Linked DNA regions of Homo sapiens: all the other regions are linked to region 3. The links are chromatin contacts, found by Hi-C or POLR2A ChIA-PET in ENCODE. All regions are on one chromosome and are shown on one strand. Each heading gives the region's core, a stretch centred on a gene start or an enhancer-like site at or near the end of the contact. The rest is flanking DNA. Distances are from core to core; before and after follow the strand shown. Region 1 has its middle 73 kb from the start of LINC02341. Region 2 has its middle 25 kb from the start of TNFSF11. Region 3 has its middle 70 kb from the start of LINC02341.

Region 1 (2,700 bases), core at 46-2,545, 140 kb before region 3:
ATCAAAATCCCCGTTTGCTTTCCAGAAAGTAGTGGTACAAACCATTATTCCTGTTCATGAGCTCCTTGGGACAGTTCTTCTAGGACACAATTCTCCCTTGCACTAGAAACTATTTTAAAAGTAAACAACACCAGACACCACTACTTAAAGAAAGTCTGGCTCTAACATCCTTCTCAGAAACATTTTGTTGTTGTTGCACAAAAAGTGGCCTCATTACAAAGAGCTTTATTCACAGATCTACAAAGAAGGTAGAGACCATAGGGTCACACACCCAGGAGACAGAATTAAACAGTGTCTTTCCAGAAAGGCAGCAATGAATTCCAAAACAGATTTCAGCTATGAAGATAGATTTTTGCCTATTGCCTGCAATAGGAATAGGAAAACCCTCATGTGTCTAGCGTAATAATATAAGACTTTCAAAGGGCATGGTATTTATTCAAACCACACCATCAGTACAATCTGCAACTCAAATTGCAATGTCAATTTTCCCTTATTGTGCATGTTTCCAGTGCAGTGCCTGGAGCTGAAGAGTGGTGGGGCTGTAAGTCAACCTCTTCGGCTTTGGCCAACTCCTTTGGGTGTTTTGAAGGCATCTCCACCACTTGGCTCATAGCATGTGTCTGATTAAGCCATTGTAATAGGATAATGGACAATCTCATATTGTGGAATCATAATATGGCATTGTAAGATGGACCCAGAGAATCATATCAACGCAATTCTCAAGGGTGGAGTACACACACACACACACACACACACACACACACACACATATATATATATGCACACACACACACACACATATATATGTACACAGTATCTAGACTACAGCAGGCTAATAATTTAGTGGGCAGTATCGCATAGTGGTTAAAGGCTTGGACTCGAGACAGACTGCCTGAGTTCACGTCCCATTTCTCTCATTTACCAGCTCTAATGTGAAACCTTGGCAAGTGTTAAACGGCGTGACAAAAGTAGAACGTATTTCATGGGATTGTTGAAATGATGAAATGAATTAATACACATAAATGACATAGTACAGCACCTGGCAAATAGTAGGGACTATTTGGTATTATTATGATTACACTGCACACTTTTAATCTAAGGCCACACTTCATGTGTGTCCCCTTCATGACTTCATGTGCTGTCAGAAATCATCCTAGAGAAAAGGATGTGAGAAACTAACATGCAATGAGCCTCTACTCAATACCAGGAACTATTCCAGAGAATGTACATGTGCACTATCTCTAAGTCTGAGTCATTTCCCCAACTGCAGTAGCCCATGACTCAAGTGGGGAGAAGTGTGGTATGATCCAGGTACTTAGTATAGCCTTGCCTAGATTTAAAACCTGACTCCACCACTTACTAGCTGTGTGACCTTGGACGAGTTATTTCACCCTCTAAACCATCATTTCCATATCTGTAAAACAGGTATAACATCTAACATTCATGGTGCTTCTGAAGATCTAACAAGCTGACATATGTCTATGACAGTGGCTGGCACAGTGTGGGTTCTCAGAAGCAATGTTGCTCCTCTAGTTACTTCTTAGCTTTTACCTCCAAGGGAACTGGTAGCCTTCCCTGGAAGAACCCAAGGCCAATAGGCATTTTACTATTTAAACATAATTTATTCTTTCATGGAAAAAACATTTTAAATCATTACATGTATAGTGAAAGAAAAAGTAAATTATGTAAACATCTGGAAAGAGTCTTAAATTTCCAATAGACATATGTTTTCTTACTTAGCATATATTCACCGTTCAGCCCCATGTATTTGTCAATACAGAATTTCCTTTAATTCCCCCGTAACTTAGTTGTTTTAACCAAAGAGTAAGAGTTAATTGGAGCAAAGAGAAAGATGAGATGATGATCAGCAGTTCTGAGATGACAGGGATTGATGGCTTTCTCAGTAATCTGTGGGGGCTCACCCTGACTACTCATTCTGAAATGAATCTGTAGCTTTCTCGACCAAATCTTACAACTTTGAGGGATAGGCATTTTATAATTTTTTTAATCTTTTTTTTGAGACTGAGTCTTGCTCTGTCACCCAGGCTGGAATGCAGTGGCACAATCTTGGCTCACTGTAACCTCCGCCTCCCGGGTTAAAGCAATTCTCCAGCTTCAACCTCCCGAGTAGCTGGGATTACAGGCACATGCCACCAAGCCCGGCTAATTTTTGTATTGTTTTAGTAGAGATGGGGTTTCACCTTGTTGGCCAGGCTGGTCTTGAACTCCTGACCTTGTGATCCACCTGCCTCGGCCTCCCAAAGTGCTGGTATTACAGGCATGAGCCACTGTGCCCGGCCGGCATTTTACAATTCTAAAGATAGGAGGGCTGTGAAATGGCCCTCAAGGAGCTAGGCTATAAGGTGTCATTATGTTTGGTATCACTGTCCTTTCCTTTTGGTTCCAAGGCAGTGATGGGGATGTACATTACACCATATCTAAAATTAAAGATACCAGATCTAAACACATGCCTCTACCTACTGAAGCCTGGCGCTAGACCAGTGACTGACCACAGCATACAAGGTCAGCTGGTATTGTTGAATTATATAAATTTGGGTTGGATTGGGTGGCAGAAGGTGCCAGAGCCCAAGCAGACTGATATGAGGCAGAGCTTACCCAGGACTACCATTGGCGTGGCCAGGTACTTGACAAGGCAAGTGGGCATTGGGGCCAGGAGGGAGAAGCCAGCAGGGACAAGGC
Region 2 (2,950 bases), core at 396-2,895, 190 kb before region 3:
CCTACTTCCCACTTTAATAGCTGCACCCCATAATTTTCTCAGCCATTGCCCATTGTTGGACATTAAACTTGTTTCCCACTTTTGGCTCGCATAAGTAACAATGCGATGAATTTTACTGGGTATGGATCTTTCACTGATTTCCATATGTTATCCTTAGGCTATATTCCTAGAAGAATTACTAGATGAAAAGGTAAAACTGTAAGGCTCTTGATTCCTATGTTAAGCTATAATTTATAGTCTTGCAGCCAACACAATCTTCAAAAAAATGTAACCTTTTATCATCTTAAAGTGGGCCATTCAACTTCCTCCTCACCAGATCCAGTAACTTCAGTTTCTTTAAACTTTTAACTTCTCCCCAAGGAGAGATGGGATTCCAGGATCTCAAGGAATTACAATCAATCCTGGATGGAGAAGCCTGCATATGACAAGACTCCACAAATAGGATGGAAGAGCATTTGGAGTCCATTTTCCCAGGAAATCACAGGCTGCCTGGACATGCTGTTCTCAAATGTATATTCTTCCCAGCTCTTGAAGGACCACTATCCCTGCTTCCACCATAGAAAAGGGAAAACAGATGCAACGACCATATTGATAAAACCCCAAGCCAGCATGATTGTTCTGGCAAACACAAATGTAGATACAAAGGCAATGGGGCTTAATATATTTTAAATCAAGGCCATCCCAACTGATATGTATTTAGTCTATTTGTAGACATTTCAACAAATAGGCACGAAGAGTCTGATAGTGCCAGGCACTGTGGTGATGCTGGGTGTGCAATAGCCAACCGCATAGGCACAGCCTCTATCCATGCGGAGTTTAGTTTCTGTGGGTAAGTGAGTATGTACAAGAAGTGCCATGATGCAGTCAGAGGGGGAAGCCTTCCTGCCCAGCTGGAAAGCCTGTGGACGACACAATGCAATCTGACCTTTCCATCATCAGCCCAACCAGCCCCACTCCCATGCCCTCCCACACCTTCAGAAGAGAAATCTTTGTTCATTTCTTTTACTTCTCTGCACATCACATGCTATTGAGAAGCACTGAGACAGAGCACAATCAAAGAGGCAAAGCACTGGATTTCACTGAGACACCAAATCTGAAAACAGGAGAGGAGACAGCCCTTGCTGACCCCTTTCAGCCCCCACATTCAATGTGTCCACAAAGGTAGACAGTAAACAGGAAAACTCACCACCACCCTCACTGTGACCTACTATCTTGGAGGCCAGACTGGCAAATCTCCTATGCAAATAAAGCCTCTTTGCTGGATGTCTAAGGCAGGTTTTATTTGCAGAGCAACTGACCAAATCCTGGGGCTCTGATGAGAGCCCAGACCTTCCCGGACCTCTCCGCAGGACCCTGGGTCGTCCTGAGCGTGTCTGCTCATAGTGCTAGTCTGTCCAGGGGTGTTTGTCATCTGCTTCATTGTATGTCTGTTTGTCTGTTTGTCTTCTCTCCAAATCTTTAGCAATTCAACAATAAACACCAGAAACCTAACTCTACTCAAAACATTCACAAAGGCGCTGCAACCATGCTTAATGGCATTGAAGCGAAGGAAGTGGGGCTGGGGGAAACAGGGTGTTGGTGGGTGTTCCCAGTTCCTATGGTCACAGCCTTAGCCACAGCCTTGAAACACACAGTATCGGGTTCTCAGCTAGCCCCCTTGGCGGGGAGAGCTGGGAGTTTCTGACCTCCTTTGGGGTTAAGGCTGCTGGTCTCAGTCTGTGCGTAAGCGAGTGGTCACAGTCCTTAATTGCAAAGGGGAAGTGGTCAGAAAACACACTCTGTCCTGGCAAGATTGATAACTTGTAAGATACTTTGGAAGAATGCCAGAAAGTAACACTGAGGTTGTCTATGAAACTAAATATACATACATCACTTACAAGTTTGCTTATAATTTCCAACATGTTCTGAAAAGAAAAAGAAAGGAAGCAGAGGGAAAGGAATTAGAGGTAGAGTTCACAACAAAGCCAATAGAATTCTCTGCCATTTCCTTTTTTGAGTGAAGAGATCACTTTAAAATAATAACATCTAACAAATCCAACAATTACTATGTTCAGGGTCCTAGTCAATGCATTTTACATGTATTGACTAATTAATTAATCATAATAGTTTTAGACACCAGTCCTTTATTTAAAATAAATAAATACTCCCATTTTATGGATAATGAAACTGAAGTCCAGAAAGTTAAGTCATATATAGGATCCCTAAGATCTAGTAAGTACTGGAGCCAGGATTTGTTCCCAGGCAAATGACTCGAGGTTAACACTAAACAATTACACCCTGCTAAAAGGGCTGAATAATTTCTATCAAATTCAAAATGAATTATCCCATGGCAAAGGGACATAGGATTTGGATCATGCTGCTAATGAAGTTGTTGTTACCAAGATCAAGACACAAGGATCAAGAGCAGTTTTAAACTGGACACTGAGGCTCAGTGAGGCCCATAAGCTGGGAAGTATATTGCTTTGGCGCTACCTTCACATTTCTTATGAAGAAAGCAATCTAGAGAAAGTCAGTAAACTTTGACCATATGAAGTTTCCAGTTTGATCTCGAATGTTGTTTCTGTTTGGGGCCACCATGCTATCTGAGCTGTCATTTTGTTACCTGACTGAAGGTAAAGGAGTTATTGCCAGGGCATGCTGTAATATTCCTCCTGGAGTTCAAAGTAGTTAAGTCTAGAAATAAAATAAAACCTTATAAGCTAGTAGACAGTGAAATTGAGACCACAAAGCACACTTGGTGATCATATGCCCACACTTTGTCTTCCAGGAAAAACATGAGAAAGAGTGATTCTGTCTTTATGAGCTGGCTCTGCTTGAAATGAAAGTGAAGGGTGAGGCTCCCAGTCTCCACTTTTCATCTCTGAAGGCTGGTGAACTTTCTGGAGACTGCCTGGAAGCCTGCATTGGGGTGACCTACATACTGCGTTAAGTCCAACAACAGTTTATGGAG
Region 3 (2,908 bases), core at 141-2,640:
GTGTAAAGATGGATAAATCCCAGCCTATCCTTAGAGAGTTCAGCCTAGTGGGAGAGTCAGACACACAATGAATGGTGCAGGATGACACCATGTGCTACAGCGGGGTACTCACCAAGACCAAGACACCTGACCCCCCACCAGGCCAATACCAGTGAGAGCTTCACCAGTCCCCAGGTGAGGACGGAGACAAGGGCAGCCCTAGCTCAGAGGACCACAACTGCAGAAGGGCTTGAAGGAGCATGAGACATCCTGGAAGCAGCCGGCACTTGGCAGCTTTAATGCCTCTCTCCTCCTGAGCTCTTAGGAACAGATGCCATCAAAGACCTCCCCTTCCCTCCCCCTCAAACCTTCCTTCTTTCTCTCCTTTCTTCTTTCCCATTTCCCCAGTGGAGGGATGAGGAAGGAGACCTCACAGGCCATTACAGTACCATGTTCCCCGCCTCAACTTAAGTCTTTACCTGGCCACAAACTGAATGACAAGGGCTTGGTGAGAGAGAGGGGAAAATCAGCTGCAGTGATGGCAGCCCTCCAGAGGCCTCCTGATCACTGTTTCATCTCCGGAAACTTTTATCTCACACTCTTACAGCACCTGCCTTCAAAGGCCTAAAAGCCTCACAGATACTCTCCCACCCCTTGAACGTAGGCAGGGCTCAGCTCTCAGATCTTCACTTCACAGATAAGAAAGGGAAGCCAGCAGGATCTCAGCACTCCTGTGCAGGTCTCTCGGAGAGCTGCAGAGTGCTCAGGCTCAGAAACACCCCTGACTCTGGACACTGGATCCTTGGGGAAGATAGAGCACACAAAGCCACAGCTCTGTCATTACAGGACAGACTCTGAAAATAATGATTCTCCAAATTGCCTTGGTCCATGACCTTTTTTACACCCTCATCCTGTTGCTAGAAGGGAAAAAAGACTAAAAAAGCACCATCTCCTTGAATCTTCCTCCATGGTATTTATTTCCACTGCCTCACAGAGGAGAATGCATTAAAATTACCACAGCAATGGAAAATGAGAAACGACTATTGTTTGATACAAATTGGACCAGATATCTTAGACCATTACTAATGTGTCTCCTTCATAAACACTGAGTCAGGAAATCCACAAAGACCAAACTGACATCATAGTTCCTTTCTGGCTAATAATGACTCCTTAACTAGACAGAAGTGAACAGCACCCAACTGTGGTGCTAAGCCTCTGTATGCATTTCTCCCTAGGAGGAAATTGGGAGACTGCCCACGTGGGCTCTGCCCACAGAGCCTCAGCCCTGCGATTGCTACTACATGTACTGCAGAAGGTTGGAGCAAACATCTGCTGCTCCCTGCACTGATCTTATGAGCAGTACTCACTGCAGAGGTTGTGCTGATGCTGAGAAGGCTGCCCTCAGTCTGTGCATGCATGTAGTGCATCAGACGACCAGGTTTCAGGGTCCACGTGGATTACCATAAACAATGCAGTCAAGTTAGAGCAGTGGCAGTAGGTTGGCTTTGATTCAAGCCCAGTTCAGAAGCACAGATAGAAAGGAGAGGCCTCTGGCAAATCAGTCTCCCAAGGTGGACTGACTGGTGGCATTCAGAAAGCCATCATCACCAAGTCATTATGGTAGTTGTATTCACAATTTCCGTGGCTTGCTTGAATGAATTATATTTGCTCCATGAGTAACACAGAATACACTGCCATGTTTTCACCCCAGATGTGTAATTAAATCATCCTATTCTCTCAGTCATCTACTTCCTATGCTTAAAAACAAAAAGGTGGTTGTACTTTATAAGATCAGCTTGGGGCTTTCCAAGGAGTCTATAATTTTAAAGCATTTAATCCTTACAAATTCGCAGTATCCAAGGAAATCCCTGAACCAGATAATGTGAGAATCTCTACGAACACCGATGCTCTTGGAAGCATATTTTCCAAATATAAAAGAACAAATTCAATGATGTTCAGGCTATCAGTCTTTAATAAATTTAAAAATAAAGGATTTGAATGAAAACTAATCCGTAATTTCTGTGAGGGCCCAGGAACCATTCCTAGCTTCTTCAATTCCCTTGCATCTCTTAACATACTTAACACAACAGGTGCAAAGTAAATGTTGCTGCTATGCATTAATTCATTCATTCAAAAATATTTTTTGAGTGCTTATTATAAGCCAGGCACTTTTAGGCACTAGATATATAACAGGGAGCAAAACAGACAAAAAAAATCCCCACCTTGTAGGTTTTATATTTTAAAACTTTCCAAGTCATCATCAGCAGGACAAAGATAAAAAGCAATAAAGTCACTGAGATTCCTGAATAGACTTTTCTCAAAAGAAGACATAAAGACATACAAATGGCCAATAGGTATATGAAAAAATGCTAAATATTACTAATCATAAGGCAAATGCAAATCAAAACCACAATGAGCTATCACCTTGCATCTGTTGGAATGGCTAGTATTCAAAAGACAAAAGATAACAGATGCTGGTGAGAATGTGGAGAAAAGAGAATCCTTAAACATTGTTGGTGGGAGTGTAAATGAGGACAGCCACTATGAAAAACAATGTGGAGATTCCTTAAGAAACTGAAAATAGAACTACCATATTATCCAGCAATCCCCTTTCTGGGTATATTTCCAAAGGAAATAAAATCATCATGTCAAAGAGTTATCTATACTCCCACGTTCACTGCAGCATTATTCACAATAGCCAAGACATGGAATCAACCTTCATCAATGAATAAATAGATAAAGAAAACATGCTATATACAAAAGTCTAAAAGCGTAGACCTTGAGTTCTGAAAGAAGCTTAGAAGCCTTGGGGAAGGGGGATATTTTTACTTTTCACTTTATTTCCTCCTATGTTGTTTGGGTATTTTTTTTCAATGAGCATATTTTACTATCGTAATAAAAAATATATTTTAAATGTATATACCTCAAA

The links. Hi-C counts contacts between places; a loop is a spot of excess contacts on that map. ChIA-PET counts read pairs that join two places held with the same protein, here RNA polymerase II (POLR2A). Pooled maps may share reads with other maps.
Region 1: a pooled map shows a loop between it and region 3 (12-fold over the local background). The contact joins two enhancer-like sites. A Hi-C loop is called at or near these places in 5 of 37 single-sample maps with no recorded cell type and 12 of 50 pooled maps. POLR2A ChIA-PET finds 5 or more read pairs at or near these places in 5 of 52 experiments (B cell, activated CD4-positive, alpha-beta T cell, activated CD4-positive, alpha-beta memory T cell and 2 more).
Region 2: a loop to region 3 is called in a pooled map, with 4 times the contacts of the local background. The contact joins two enhancer-like sites. A Hi-C loop is called at or near these places in 1 of 37 single-sample maps with no recorded cell type and 5 of 50 pooled maps. POLR2A ChIA-PET finds 5 or more read pairs at or near these places in 5 of 52 experiments (AG04450, MCF 10A, PC-3 and 2 more).

The regions. Positions count from the first base shown.
Region 1 is chr13:42,496,551-42,499,250 of GRCh38, reverse strand. No RefSeq gene overlaps it. Among named protein-coding and RNA genes, the nearest start is that of LINC02341, 73 kb to the right of the region's middle. Within about 2 kb of position 1,295, at least 2 of the 41 ENCODE cell types and tissues checked have a DNase peak (open chromatin) inside an H3K27ac peak, as active enhancers do.
Region 2 is chr13:42,547,651-42,550,600 of GRCh38, reverse strand. No RefSeq gene overlaps it. Among named protein-coding and RNA genes, the nearest start is that of TNFSF11, 25 kb to the left of the region's middle. RefSeq lists an enhancer at 1,201-1,250. Within about 2 kb of position 1,645, at least 3 of the 41 ENCODE cell types and tissues checked have a DNase peak (open chromatin) inside an H3K27ac peak, as active enhancers do.
Region 3 is chr13:42,352,978-42,355,885 of GRCh38, reverse strand. No RefSeq gene overlaps it. Among named protein-coding and RNA genes, the nearest start is that of LINC02341, 70 kb to the left of the region's middle. RefSeq lists enhancers at 1,470-1,559, 1,600-1,689. Within about 2 kb of position 1,390, at least 4 of the 41 ENCODE cell types and tissues checked have a DNase peak (open chromatin) inside an H3K27ac peak, as active enhancers do.